Regions from separate parts of the Homo sapiens genome. Here region 1 is linked to region 2. Evidence: chromatin loops called from intact Hi-C (ENCODE). Cell type or tissue: endothelial cell of umbilical vein. All regions are shown on one strand.

Region 1 (8,000 bases), 87 kb before region 2:
CATATCTAAAGTTGTCCCGTTCCTAACACTCCTTGAGGATTAAAGAGGAATTTACTTTTATGTGATTGAAAATATGTACCTACCAAGTTGTGATATTTAGTCTTCAGGGACTTACTGTTTTTGTTGTGCTTGTTTTGTTTTGTTTTGTTTTTTTACCAACATTGAAAGTCTGTTATTTCTCTCTGACAGCTGCATCCTTGTGATTTAGTAGCATGACTGGCAGATGCAGATGAACATGTCATGAATTTTGCAAACAAATGTCCTATGTCCAGAGAATACACTAACATTTTTTTTTAAGTGAGAAGACTTCTAAAATTAATCGTTTGCCTATGGTTCTTACTCTTTTTTTTTTTCTTATGGAAAATTTAAAATGTACTGTAAAGTTCTGAAAATAGCAAAAATTGTTCCCCTTCTCCCCATATCCATGGCTCAGCTGCAGCATTCTTCAACTCAAGACCACTCTTGTTTCAGCCATGCCACACTGCTGTCTCACTCCTCCCCATAGGATTATATTGAAGCCAATCTCAGGTTTCATATAGTTTCACCTGTAAATATTTCAGTATGTATCTCTAAATTATAAAAGTTCTGTTTAAAAATATAACGATAATACCATTATCACACCTAAAAAACTAACAATAATTTCATGATACATATCTGGACAGATTCAAATTTTCCTCATCTCATAAAAAACAATTCTTTTAACACATGCTTTGTTTGAGTCAAAATTCAAGCAATAATCATATATTGCATTTGATCAAGTTTTTAATTACAAAATTGATTTTTTATTGATACATAATTATATATATTTATGGGACACCTATGAATTTTGATACATGCGGAGAATGTATAATGATCAAATCAGGGTATTTAGGATATCTACCACTTCAAACTTTTATCATTTGTTTGTGTTGGGACAACAGGCTTTTAAAGTCTTTTTTTTTTTTTTCTTTTTAAATGTGTCTTAGAGACTCTACATAAGAAGATTAATTATTCAGCATGTTTATTATTTCACATATTGACATGTAAAAGTAGAACATCTGTGAAAATACTATAGAAAGGAAGTGATATTACTGTTTAGGAAATTTGAAAGCTGATGGTGAACTATAGTTTAGTAAGAATTCAAGTTTATTAAATAAACCTAAGTAATATCAAATAGATAAATAAACCTAATAAAATATCAAGTTTATTCAGGATTGTTACAGCTGAATTTTTATCAGATTATGAACTCGGATCCTAGGGGTATGTTTAAATTATCCGTGTATTTTCCTGAGAGATGATGCTCATACATGAATATGTGATCAGAGGAAGGGATATATATATGAGTATCTTATCTGTAATTACATCTTACTAGGAAGTGATTTTGGTTCATAGAAGCATCTGGTCTCCTGTCTGACTGAAAAAATTAGACCCTGATTTTAGTATTCTACCTATTTCATCCTTTGCCTACTAGAACAGTTTTTTAAAAGTCATTTAAAAAATTGAAGTGCCACATACATAGAAGAAGTGGACAAACCATAAGTGTGCATAGAATTTTGCAAGTTTAAAAGTCTCCATGTAACCATCATCCAGATTAAGGCTTAGAACTTTTATTGTCCCTCAGATCTCTTTCCAGTCATCACCAACTGCCGCAAAAGCAACCACTACTTTCACATCTGTCACCATGATTACTGTTGCCTGTTCTTGAATTTTATACGATGGGGACCATACACATGTACTTTGTGTCTGGCTTTTTCTTTTCACATTATGTTTGCGAGAGTCATCCATTCTGTTGCAGGTAGCAGTAGTTCATTCCTTTTTAGTACTGTGTAGTATCTCTAGTATTCATTTTTTGATGAATATACCACAGTTTATTCATTGTATTGTTATTGGGTATTTGGGATTGTTCCCAGTTTTTGTCTATCACAAATAAGTCTGCTTTGAATATTTTGTCCATGTTTTGGTTACTTGTTATGAGTTTACATGGGTATAAAATGGGATGTAATTTTTTGGCCATTGAGTATGCACATGTTCAGCTTTAGTATATATTGCCAAACTGTTCCAAAATAGATGCATCAATTGTGTTGTACAAGAGGTTCAGTTGTTCCACACCCTTTCTCAGTTTGTATTGTCAGGATTTTTGTTTTCCATTTTTATCCTTTTGATAGATGGGATGGTTTTATTTTTTATTTCTCCTGTGGTTAATGAGGTTGAGTCTCTTTTCATATGTTTATTGCCATTTGAGTATCCTCTTTTGTGAAGTACCTATTTAAGTCTTTTGATGATTTTTTAATTAAATTGGGGTTGTCTTTTTCTTACTGTTTATAGCTCTTTGGTACATTTTGAATTCTATCTTTTTTCATATAAAAGTTATGCAAATGTTGTCTCCTACTATGTAGCCTGCATTTTCACTTTCTCATGCTGTCTTTTGATGAACAGAAATTTTTAATTTTAATTAATCAAATATAACTATTTTTCTTTATGTTTAGAACTTGTTCTGTTTGAAAAATTTTTGTTTATCATTTGGTTCTGAAGCTACATTCTTATGAAGCTATCCTCTAGAAGCTTAATTGTCTTGCCTTCAACATTTAGGTCTATAATCTATCTGAAATGGATTGCTGTGAATTGTGTGAGGGTAGGGATCAAGATACATTTTGGCTTATATAGATATCCAGCACCATTTATTGAAAAGACCATACTTTCTTCCACAGCACCACAGTGTCATCTTTGTCATTAATCATGAATGAGACTGCATTTGTGTGTGGGTCTGTGTCTACACTCTCTATTCACTTTTATTGGTCTGTTTGACTCATCTCACACTGTCTTAATTATTAACACTACAGTTTTATAATAGGTTTTAATATCTGATAGTAAAAGTCTTCCAGTTTGTTCTCCTTCCCAAAATTGCATTGGTTACTGTTAGTCCTTTGTAATTCTACATAGGTGTAGGTCATCTTTTAAATTTCTACCAAAAAAAAAAAAATTGAAGGGGATTTTGAGTGGGATTGCATTGAATCTTTGGTTTGATTTGAGCACAAATAACTACAATTATTGGGCCATCTAATCGATGAACGTGGTGTATTTTGTGTATTAATGCAATTGATTTTTGCATTTTAGCCTTGTATCCAGTAACTTTGTTAAATTTATTTATTATTTTTAGTTATTTGTGGATTCTTTATGGATTTCCTATATATGAGTAATGGCATATATATGTCTTCCTTTCCAAAGCTTTAAATCTTTCCATCTACTTTCTTACCATGTACAATGGCTGTGTCCTCTAGTATAATGTTGAGTAGGCGTGGTGAAAGCAGACATAATTTTCTAAGAGAGAAAACATTCGTTAGTCATAATGTTTGCTGTAGAATTTTGTAGATTCCCTTTATCAGATTATGGAATTTTCCTTATATTCCTCATTTACAGAGTGTTTTTTCATGACCAGATACTAAATTTTATTATTTTCTTCTTCTAGGACATTGCTTTGTGTTAGGCCTTTATGTCTTGTGCAATGATTGAACCAGTACCCCAAGATGAAAATTTGGTAGAGTATAGGGTCCACCTTAATGCATTTTCTTTCTCTCCAACATTTTTATCCCTTAAGTTCTGGCTGCTTTAGTTCTTTAATGTCTTCAAAGCTTTTTCTTTCTACAGTTTATCTAGTTATATCTGTTTCTTGTGGGATACTTAAAGTTACTTTGTCTGAACTGGAAGCATAAATTTAATATTTTCTTTTAATGAACTGGAGAACAAAAGTAAATAACTGAGTTCAGATGGCTGAAAAATTGACGTGGAATAGCCAAGACAGTCATTTTGCCATTTGATCATCATTTAACAATTTTTGTAATTTTTCTTATGTGTTGTCCTGATAGAATTCTTACATTTAAGATTAAAGTTGTTGCCTTTTAATGTAAAAACCATGTGAATATTTTTATTTGGTTATTCTTAAAGGTGTCCTAAATATTTACTTTTTATGAGCTACCAAGAGACTTTCTAGAGAAATTTACTTTAAATAATTACTTTAAAAAATACTCTAGCACAGGTACTGAGTTATTTTTCTACCCTTAAAGATTGAATTAAGTTTTTGAGAAAGCCTACTAGGCTACTTATCTAAACTGCTCTGGGACATTGCCAAGAAGGAAGTATTTTTATCTTGGCTCATACCAAAAACTAATTGAAATATTTTCAAAGGGTATACTTTATTGTTAATACTAATTCTGTAGCATGCTATAGATTTCTAAACTTTGAAGTTCAAAATGGTTTTTATTGTCTAAATAAAATCCTTTGTTTTATGTTTGAGGAAAGTGAGACTCAGAAATATTTAGATCGTAGACTATTTTGTCACTCTTATTATTTATACTTTCCTGAGCTCATCTGTATCTGCTGGATATGAAGTTAATGCCATATTTCCTTCTATTCGTGACTCATTTCTTTTATGGTTACACACACACACGCGTGCACACACACACACACACAAACACACACAGTCTTCTTCCTAGTAATGCTTGTGAGTAATAATACTCTTAGTGTTAGCTAAAACATATTGAGTGCGTATTATTTGCTGTAAATTGCTTAAAGTACTTTATTTAACTTATTTAGTTATCTGAACATTTTCTGGTAGGTCCTATGATTGTTCCCATTGTAGATGAGGAAATTGAGGCACAAATAGATTAACTTGCCCAAGATCACTCTCTGTTTGGTGAAGCCAAGATACATTGGCTACACCAAATTGAATACAGTTGAAAATTGCTTATCTTTAATATAAACATAAGGATTTAGAAATAATCATCTATTTTGCTGTAAAAATATATTGCACCACAACTAGATTACAGTCACTTATATTTGCCTTATCAGTATCATTGTTGTAAATGTTCCAGTCGCAATTTTGTCTTTGCAGTGAATAAGTGATAGCTAAATTTATACCATTATTGGCCAGTCATGGTTGTAAGTTTTTTTTTGTTTGTTTTTGAGATGGAGTCTCGCTCTGTCACCCAGGCTGGAATGCAGTGGCGTGATCTCTGCTCACTGCAAGGTCGGCCTCCTGGGTTCACGCCATTCTCCTGCCTCAGCCTCCCGAGTAGCTGGGACTACAGGTGCCTGCCACCACACCCAGCTAATTTTTTTTTGTATTTTTAGTAGAGACGGGGTTTACTGTGTTAGCCAGGATGGTCTCCATCTCCTGACCTCATGATCCACCCGCCTCAGCTTCCCAAAGTGCTAGGATTACAGGCGTGAGCCACCACACCCGGCCAGTTGTAAGCTTTTTTCTTAGAGCCCTATTCACTGTAACGTGGATAGACAGAGAAGTTATGTAATATGCTCAAAACACATGTCAGATAAGTGGTAGAGATGGAATTCAAAGCTATGCTATTGCTACCTTGAATCAAAATGACTTGCAATATCTGTGTGTGTGTGTGTGTGTGTGTGTGTGTGTGTGTGTGTATGTGTGTAGGAAACAACAAAATCCGCATCTTTCTTTTAAAAGGAACACATTCCCTGTTAAATAATCTGTTTATTTTTGACAGGACTGCCTTTTAATATCTGTTTACAAGATTTGGTATCGTGTTTCTTTTTGTCTTTGATTTGTAGAATAGTTTGAACTCATAAAAACGAATTTCTTACTGCTGATTTAAATCATTAGTCAGAAAGACCGGTGTGTTTAAGCAGCCAGACTTGCCATTCTTAGCACTCCTTGGATTTAACTTCTACTCAGTGTTACCTACTGGTAGAGTAAGTTCATTTTTTTAAAATGACCTGCTGTTCTTAAAGTCCCTTCTCCTTCACAAGAACTCAACTGGGGGAAAACGGAGATAGAGGAGGGTATGATATATGAAATACCTTATGGCTAACAGAATTATTCTTCTAGACTTTATGGCTAATAAAACTGTTATTGTAGACTTCTGGAACACTTTAATATGTCTTTTATTTTTGCTGCTGCCCTCATCTTTCATTTATGTGGATTAATCCATGCCCAAATCATTGTACACTTTGAAATTCTAGAGATATGTAGGAGTTTTCATATTCACTGATTTGTAGATCTAAATAGCTCTCCTTTTAACTGCTGAAGTGTATAAGTTTTCCCTTAGTTTAATTTGGGCCTTAATGTAAGTAAAAAAAAAGTCACTATTATTTTCTTCCCTGCTTCTGATTTTTATAAAATCTGAGCTATGTATTCATCTTAACTTGGAAACACATGTTAAATATTTATTATTAACTTTCCCTAACAGTGTAAGAAGTAAATAATTTTAAGATAGAATGAATAATTGAAGTGCATTTTTTTAAAACTAGATACAGTTTGGAACTTTATCAGATTTTTTTGATGCGCTGGATAAAGCAGATGAAACTCAGAGAGACAAGGGCCAATCGATGTTCCCTGTTTTAAGTGGAGATTTTTTCACTTATGCCGATCGAGATGATCATTACTGGAGTGGCTATTTTACATCCAGACCCTTTTACAAACGAATGGACAGAATCATGGAATCTCATTTAAGGTACTTTTACCTTTCTATAGCTACATGTATTTTTTCACTTTATATTATCATAATCTTTTTGTAGAGTTTTACGTAATATACATCATTCATGTAGTACATTATGTAGTGTTAAGCTCTAATTAAGCACTTAGTGTAATTGTGAAATTTTAATGCAATCAGAAATACGTCTCCAAACTACAATCAAATTATTACATGGGTTTTTGTTCTGGAAGAAAAAATAGTTTATTTAAATTAGATTTTTAAGGAGTTGTATTCTACATTTTGTATTTTTCTAATTAATTTACCTGTGTTATTTGCACACCATATTAATATTCAGTGACACCATCATGAGTGTCTGCAGGCTGGTAATCTGATAGGCTTCTCATTGGAAACATAGGTGAGCATCAAAGAAGGAAATAGGGCCTCCCAGCAGCCAAACGTGAGCTTCAAAGTTCACAGTCCAAAACTAATGTATTTTGTATGTGGGAGAACTTTAGACTAGGCTTCATCTCAGTTCTTACATACTTATTTGAAGCACATTTCTATAGGCACAGTCATCTGCATAGAAGAACAACATTTGAAAAAATGATGACTGATGGGTCAGATAGTGATTGAAAATGTAAATGGATACAGAGAAGACAGAAAAGTCTGTAGAAGACATAAAAACACTAAACTGACACTATCCAGGAGAACTTTCAATCACTGATAGAATGTTCTATAGTGATAGGTTCTATTTCTGCACTGTCCAAAATATAGTCATTAGGTACATGTGACTATTGAGCACTTGAAATGTGCCCATTTAATTTTAATTAATTTAAATGTCAATAGCCATGTGTGGCTATGGCTACCATATTGGAGAGCATGGTCCTAAGTAACTAACGGAGGCTGGTTGTTGATAAAGTTAAAACTACTCCAGAGGCTCCCAAAGTTTTCTCTATGTATAGACCAGTAAAGTAATTCATTTTCATGATGAATCTTGATGTTTGAGTTAGATTGTACTTACCGTCTTTTATATACTAGTGGACATTGGTTACATTTTGGAAAGGCTTTTTATTAAAAATTATGAATTTAAGAGTTGTATTTTTATATGGTAGTTTTTTATTGTTAATATTGTGCTGCTATTAAATACTATTTCAAAAGCCTAACCTTTTACTGTTACTCGTAATATGCCAGAAAAATGTCTCATTTTAAAAAATTATTTTCATTATTATAGATACATATTAGTTGTACATATTTATGGAGTACATGTGATATTTTGATATAAGCATACAGTATATAATCAAATCGTAATTTGTATATTCATCATTTATGTGTTTCAAAATAACTAAAAGTAGAATTGGAATGTTTCTTACAAAGAAATAACTGCTTGAGGTAATGGAATATATCTTATTAAATTTAAAATAATGTTTACATATTATAGTGACTATCCATTCTTACCCTACAGAATATCAACCAGTTATCTCTTATACTATTCTAAACTTTTCTGTTATAAAGTGGGTTATATTCTCAATAATGTAGAGATCGTTTTGGACCACTGAATTAGTGATTTTTAAGTGCCAA
Region 2 (8,000 bases):
CCATCCATTGGCGGGAGAAGACTAAGGGCTAATCCAGGATCACTGGTGGTCATTGCTATTTGAGTATAAGAGAGAATGCTTTGTGATAGAGATTTTCTCGTATATTTACATATTTTAATACAAACTTATATATCACCTCAACTATTTCAAAGGTTGTTGTGCGATAAAATGAGTTAATTGATGAAAAGCATTCTGTACAGGATATGGCACACAGCAAGTGCTCAACAGGTATTAGCAATGACTGATATTGTCACTGCGGTTGACCCTCAGTCTTCAGAGGGACTCTTCACAGGTCCAGCTTAGCTTGCTGAATTTATAGAGGTTTACTCAAAGTCACATAAATGGTTCATGGTAGAAAAAATCATTGGTCTGATCCAGCTTTCTCTAAGCCCAGCTTTATCTGATGGCTTCATTCTGCAAACCAAATCATCTTTCCCCATACTCCACCAAGTTGCTGGAAGAGCCTCAGAGGCCCAGCTTAGTCTATGAGCTGAATGTTGGTTTTATCCCCTGAATTAAGTTTGCAATGGGTTTTCTCTGTGCAACTTTAGAATACGCCAGCCTTACTTCAGTAATTCAGCCTCGAAAGTGATCTAATCTGTTTTACAAAGATAGTTACCTACCACAGTGCTTGGCACAATTTCAAAAATTGTAAATTTTCTTCCCCACATCCTCCCATTTTATGGGGTCCAGATATTACTAATGCATTAATGAATGTAAAAGCAGTTCTTCCAAAATCTGTTTACTCTCCTAGAGCATACAGTGTGACTGCTTGAAGGTATCTGTTTTCCTGCATGCATATTCAAGTTAAATTCACAGTTTCCCTACTTTGAAAAACAGTTTTCTTGGAAATAAAATGTCTAGACAGACTTTGAAACTGAAAAACTGCTGCTTTGCCTCAGGTATTTTTGCTTGAAAACTGATACTTTCATGAATATTTGATTTTTTAAAAACTTGGACAAGATGATTGCTATTTCAGTTCGTTTTTACAAAAGTGATGTAATTTTAGTTTTGAGAGAAAGTATAACTTTTTCTATCAGTGAAAGTTAATTTTTATGACTTTTATCTCTATTTTTGTATTGTCGGTTTAAATCTCTTGTAGAATTCAAATGTAGAATTCCAAAGGTGTTTCCCTCCCCACATTTTTTGTCCCCTTCTGTTGCTATAAAGGCCTTACATATTCATTATTCCAAGAGCAAATGTGTTGCAGGAATTTTAGCCATGCATGCTATCAAGTGATATGTAAGGATGGACCCATGAGTTAAAATGGACAAATGCTTTAGGTTAGTAGTGATATGTGCTTTTAAAAGAGCTTAATGAAGAGGGTTTCTAATCTGTTAATCTGAATCCAGACTTTGTTATGACTTTGATGTACGACTCTAGACATATAATTTAGGAGTTCCCTGAGTCTTTAGCTACAAAGTTGTAATGTCAAATAAAGGAAATTTATGCTAAGGGCTTCCTGTGTGCCAGACATTTGGCCAGATCTTTGTTAAGCTATTTCATTTCATTTCATCTTCATTTTATGGAAAAGGAAAACCTGGTTTTGCTGAAACCCACAGCTAGTAAATTGCAGAGCAAGGATCCAGATCTCCAGCTGTCTGACTCCCCACTCAGGCTCTGAACCACTCTTACTACACAGCTCGTGCACTAGCGCATTCTGCCCTACAAGGCAGTGTGAAGCTACTTACATAGTATTTTCAACAGGTTAATCCACACAGTGACTCCATGAAGGAAATAATACAAGCATTACCTCCATTTTACAGGCAAGAAAATAGATATTTAGGAAGAAGAAATTACTATCCTAAGGTTTCACAGTTGGCACATGATAGAGTCCTGTTTCTTATTCTTTTGGAGATCTAATGATACCATAAATGAAGGGTTTTCCTATGTGTTATTTTTATAGTACATGGGCAGGGTGTTTTAAATGTATTGAAATGAATTAGAAATTTTTATCATATGATTTAAAATTGCTGTGTGTATCATGTGGTCTTGTGATGACTCAGAATTCCTTAAATGACTCTTCTCTTCCTTCAAACAAAATCTTAGCAGTACCCCTACAAAATATCAGTGTGAAACATCATAACATAGGTTATTCCAGCCAAGACTCTGAGGTGAGGACAGCTTTAAACTGTTCAGGCACATTAAAATCAAATCAGTGGTGGAGATTCTGGCAGCTATTCAGGAAAGATGTCTCTTTAGTACATTAAAAAATCTTATCCCCTAGTGAGGATGATCAGGCGTTTGGGCATATTCCTGTCTGTGGCCAGAGAACAGAGGAAAGAATCAGTTTTATCACAATGTCAGTGCTGAGCAGCACATGACTCTTTTCAAAAACTGTATGTTTCTTAATTTTTCCAGGGATTTTTAATTCATTTATCATAAACACCTTCCAACTTTAGGAAACAAAATTTATTAAGATAATTGTATTTTAAAATATTCAGAGGCCTAAACCATTCATGACATTGATACTTAAATGGATATGAGAAATTTTATTGCAAGAAAAGGTATACTGACCCTCTTAGCTGACTTGTCATGTTTAGTATTTTTATTTTTGCCTGCCTATCAACAATAGCTTCTGCAGTATCAATTTAAATGATACATCAAGCTGGTAAATGTGAGCTGGCCTACCAAGTGAAAGCATAACTAAATTTAAATAGCTCTGATATAAAAATAATGAATCAGTACATCAAAGATTAAGAATGCAGTTAGCAAAAATTAATGTTCAATAAAGAAGCATGTGTGACTTTTAAGTTAGATGGTATGTCATTCAATGACCAGATAAGGACTAAGTTCAGGTGCAGTTTATTCAACTGATGTGTGTGTTTGAAAAATAAGACGAAAACATAATGCTTTATTTGAATAAACTTTAATAAAACAATATATAATGTATGGACATAAGGAAACCTAAGTCCTCGGGGATTATAGGGGAAACCAAGGCATGAGGTTACCTAACAAGGAACCTTAGAACATAATCTTACCTGGCTCAGTACAAGTAGGAGAGAATGGTAGCAGGTGAATGGGCAGTGAGCATGGACCTGAGGAGAAATGAATTTGCCTAACTTTCTTGCTAAATAAATGTGCTTTTGGATGCTGACATCGAGAGAGTGGTGTGTGAAGTACCATAAATATTTGCTTTATTGTCTGCGCGGTGTGACTGCATTCTGCTCATTTGCAGGTGGGCAATGGGCACTCCAATGAGGCAGCCTTGATCCTCCACAGAAAAGGGTTTGATTGTCGGTTCTCTAGCAAAGGCACAGGGCTGTTTTGTTCTACTACTCAGGGAAAGGTAAGTTGAAAAGGTTATTTTTGCTTACTGTTAGTGTGCTTTGAAATCCTCTTTCTGCAAAGGATCTTGACAATAAGATCATGTTTCATTGCTTCTTTACTGTCTCAGTTTCATCAGTCTGCAAATTAGTTTGAATCTCCCCATCTGAAAAATGCACTTTCTCAAAACTTCAGCCTCCTTTCCTTGTTGACATCAAAAGGCATAGCTGGAATTTATGCACATTTGAAGGCAATGCTCTTGTTATTTCCTAGGCCTTCTATTTCCAGCCTACAAAGTGCCTTGCTCCCAGTCCCCCAGTTTTCTCCTCCCCTGAACCACACATGCTCACATATCATCTAGTTCAGCATTGGTAAACCTAAGTCCTACAGAGGCCAAGGCAAGTTTATAATAACTGAAGCTTATAGAGGTAGCCATAAAGAAGCAACTGGGAAAATTGAGACTGTAGGCTAGTGGGATAATCCACCCACAGCCCAGGAGGCAGCTGTACGTAGCGCCAATCAGTTGTTTTCCCTTGGGAAATAAATGTAGGTCTTGGTCTTCTGATTAATGCAGATTTGCATATGAGTCAACACACCGTGCAGGCCAAACAGATCCTCAGTCTGAACACAGCTTGCTGGCTGCCTATTGTTTATTTCTCTTCAAGTTGGTCTTTCTGGCAGTTCCATCAAGCCTGTCCTTGAAAGGAAACAAACCTCCAATCTCCTGCCTCTGTCACTGAAAGGGCCATGACTCAGAGAAGGCAGCTGGGCTGATTTAGGTACACAGGCAGGTCTGCCTCACCAGGCAGCTCAGCTGACCCAGCTTTCCTCCAAAACCTCATAAATAATGCTGTAGACCAGACTCAAGTGATTCAGTTCCAACCCTACAAATTAGCATGTGTGTGGGGTCCAAAAAGATAAGAAAAATGTGGTAGGAGCCCTGAACCTACTTAGATAGATTAGCTTCTACATTTCTTTTACCCTACCCTGCTTGGAGCTGGTGCCAAGAAAGCACTGATATTTTTATTACTTTTTTATTATACTGTATTTGCACTCTATTGTATTGTTGATGATCTAAGTTTACTTGGTTCTGAGCATTCTGACATTAAGGCCTTGAGTCATAAGGGGGTTATACGATCCAGAGAGACAGATAACATGGCAGCGGTGAGGGAAATACTTTCCAAATGACCTGTCCACCTCTATAGACTGGGACTCAATGACATAATGATCCCTCCTTGTAGTGAGCCTGTGTGCTCTCTCTTAACTCTGTTGGAACAGGAAAAAGTGGTTGAGGACTACCATTGTTAGGGGTAAGTATTGACTAAAAGAGAATGAGGATGTTTTTAAAGCTTCTTGGCCATTGGAGGTCCTTTCTTTTATTGAAAAAGCCCCTGTGCATGATAAAATTCTCAAGCAATACAAAAAGGAATGCAGAATATGTTGCTCATGACCATTACTGGTTTCCTGTTCCCTTCCAAGCGTAGTCTGTATGTTCAAGCATGTATATATGTATATTTAATTCACCCTTTTTTCTGTAAAAGAGAACTTATATATGTATATTTAATAACATATATGTATATTTAATCCACCCTTTTTTCCTCAAAAGAGAACTTCAACATACTGTTTTATTCCTTCTCATACTAATTTTCACAGAATATGTAGTTGTGCTGCTAATCTTCAAAGTTGATCTAAATATGTAAATTTTATCATTTACTTTTCAGATATTGGTACAGAAACTTTTAAACAAGTTTATTGTCGAAAGTCTCACACCTTCATCACTATCCTTGATGCATTCACCTCCCGGCACTCAGAATATAAGTGAGATCAACTTGAGTCCAATGGAAATCAGCACATTCCGAATCCAGTTGAGGTGAACCTGACTTTCACATTTGGATTGAGAATCATTGGCTTTTATACCTTTCTTGGTTTGACGTGCAATAAAGAAGCACATTATTTTAGCTTCTGGCTACTGTGAGAACATGAATTCTGTGATTCTGTGGGTTTTTTCTTTTTTCTTTTACCAGTACAGTAAGAAAAAAAAAAAAAAAAAAAAAGCCATGCTATCAATCAAGATTCTTTTTTTTTAAACTTTCTCCCATGAACTACCACCATCAGTATGAATTGATGCAACAAATGAAGAAATATTTAAAGACAGCCTCTCAACAGATTGTATCTCAGGTTAAATGCTAACTAATTATGTCTGTGTTGGGGGTTGCGAAGAGATTCTTAAAAGTATCTGTGTGTTGATCATCAGTTTTACAAAAACACCTATTTGGCTGAAATGGAATAAAATGTTTGTGGGTAAAAGCTAATGGCCAAAATGGTTGCAATCATTCATACTAGTTAGAAAAATTATGTGTTGAAATAAGTGGAAAAGTGCAATCCATCCACCCTTATGATTAACGTAGATGATTTTTATACCTTTTTCTGATGTACCTCTTGACCTTCTCCTTCCCTTCCTACCCTTTCTAAGTATTTCCAGAAATACCTGATTTTGAATCATTCAACAGTAGAAAAAGAGGCATATTTTCATTACTTGACAATGTGGGATGGGTGCAATTTATTCCATCTTCACTAAAATAGAAGCAATTCCATAGGTACCATAAACCTATTTTAGGTACCACAAGGTGTCTTTTTACACAGCTCATTTGAATACAGGTGTTCTGAGAAGGGGTTTCTATTTTAAAATTACCATATCAAAATAAATGTGCCTTATTTTTTTATAAGTCTTGTTAAATCAGTGTCCATATTACTGTTTGGGGAAGGGGGAATGTTGTGGGGTCTGGGAGAGGGTGGGTACTTTCTATGACACATAAATTGTGTAATTTTTGCCTGACAATGCTGGCCACATTCTGATCTGTTTCATTAAATTTGTGGTGATGTTACTCTAAACATTTTGACTATTTGAATGTACTGAGATGTCAGAAAACAAAACAAGGAAGGAAAATATTGTTAATTAAAATGTGCTGCTGCCAAGGAAACTGCAACTTGAAGCAAGGATTTTGTAAAATGCAAAATCCAGCTACTGTTTCCATTTCACAGTAGTTAACTATATTAAAGAGAGAATGCTTTAAAATTGATCTTGTTTTGAAACCCACTTTTATGTAGCTCATCATGGTTTATCTTACTAAGGAATATGTTTGTTCATTCAGTTCTCAACTTTTGTATGTGCTAACCTTAAAGTGAAGTTCTGAGCCCGTGTGCCATTACAGTGCTTTTAATAAAATTTATTTGGGATTATTGTTTCCTTAACATTAAAATAATAGCGACATTTAGACTATGCAATTTTAGCATAGAAAGGAGTCTTTGAGTATGTACAGTTTTGAAAATTCTCTTTGAGATAATTGATTTCATATTCTGTGGCTTTCAACCTCCATTTACCTCTTGTCATTCCAACATCTTTATAGAGAAATAAAAACCCAATTTCTCTTTCACCATTTAGTTTGATTATCATCTGGATTTTCACTCAAGATGCAGCTCCTAAGATTATTGTTATGTTAAATTCATAAACTCCTTCACCTTTAATAATTAAGGAAACAATACCAGTGTTGATAAAGATATTACAAGGGGTAATTTCATGCAATAAACATGTACCGTAAGTTTTCTTCCACATATTTTGGGAAAAAACTAAAAAAAGAAAAAGGACTTCCTTTTTGTGGACATCTACAGATGTTAGGGTTGCCAGAAGCAAATCCCAGGAATGAGATCAGTATTTTCATTGCATCTTAAATGTATAACCTTCCTGTGGGAGTTCAGTTTGTCTGTGGTTAAGTGGGTGTGCTTAATCATTCTCGAAATTGTGATCAGATGAAATAAAAAAAAAATCTTGATGCAATAACAGTGGTTTTGCCACTTCTGGTTGTTTGCGATGGATCTGTCCCATGTCAGTCTGGGGTTTTATTCAGCTTGTGTTGCTACCAGCAGTTCACAGGTAAAGCAGAAATTCTCTTTAACCAGCAAGTTTCTGCTTTTTAAGGTTACTTTTAGAATAAATCATCAGGGAAACAGAGAGGATGCTTTGCTTTGGGTTGTAGTCAAAAACTGATTAAATAATTTAATGTCTCTGGCACACACTAAAAACCATACACTTCAGTTGTGATCTCAGTGGCATATTTATTTGGTTAGGTTTCGTTACATTTATTATTACAGATGTTCAGTTGACCAAGTAGTTCAGTGTTTTCTTTCCTTTTTTTGGAAATTTTAGTTTGAGTTTGTGACTGCAGTGTTCAAGAACTCAGCATCCTTGTTTTCTACAAATACTGATTAAAATAAAATGCTGTAAAATGTGATGTAAAACATTATCATGATCTTCCCATGCCTTTGTTGTACTTGTGCCGAAGTGTTTTGATATTCCTTTGTCTGGAAGAAAATGTTTGCTTTCATTTTGATCATTTTGTTCACCTTGGAATCAACAGGTTTTGATATTTTCTCTTGGAAGATTTTATATCTTTTTGGGAATATGTAATATAAGATCTCTAATAAAAGATAATCTTATCATGTACATGGTCCTCTAGAGTAGTTCTTAATCCTATTTTGTAAACATGTATTAAAACATAATGAAGGGGTAGGGGGAGTAGTGAGGGTCTGTTCTTTGTTCCTTCATGATGGATTGGGTTTTTTTTTTTTTTTTTTTGGACACAGAGTCTCGCTCTGTCACCCAGGCTGGAGTGCAGTGGTGCAATCTCAGCTCACTGCAACCTCCGCCTCCTGGGTCCAAGCGATTCTCTGCCTCA

The links. A loop is a pair of places that touch in the nucleus more often than their neighbours do. Peaks named below come from ENCODE experiments on the same cell type or tissue, not always from the same donor. Only the 100,000 strongest peaks of a DNase experiment are listed, where the experiment ranks them.
Region 1: a loop joins it to region 2, with 5 times the contacts of the local background. A loop is called at or near these places in 1 of 110 quality-filtered maps.

The regions. Positions count from the first base shown.
Region 1 is chr5:109,775,138-109,783,137 of GRCh38, forward strand. MAN2A1 (mannosidase alpha class 2A member 1) reads left to right here. Exons shown (of 22, transcript NM_002372.4): 9 at 6,259-6,461. Among named protein-coding and RNA genes, the nearest start is that of MAN2A1-DT, 88 kb to the left of the region's middle. In endothelial cell of umbilical vein, no CTCF peak of the experiment used is centred here; a DNase peak (open chromatin) is centred at 4,364; H3K27ac peaks cover 1,063 bases.
Region 2 is chr5:109,861,858-109,869,857 of GRCh38, forward strand. MAN2A1 (mannosidase alpha class 2A member 1) reads left to right here. Exons shown (of 22, transcript NM_002372.4): 21 at 3,179-3,289; 22 at 4,989-7,768. The coding sequence ends at 5,141. Among named protein-coding and RNA genes, the nearest start is that of LINC01848, 17 kb to the right of the region's middle. In endothelial cell of umbilical vein, no CTCF peak of the experiment used is centred here; DNase peaks (open chromatin) are centred at 3,964 and 4,434; H3K27ac peaks cover 2,486 bases.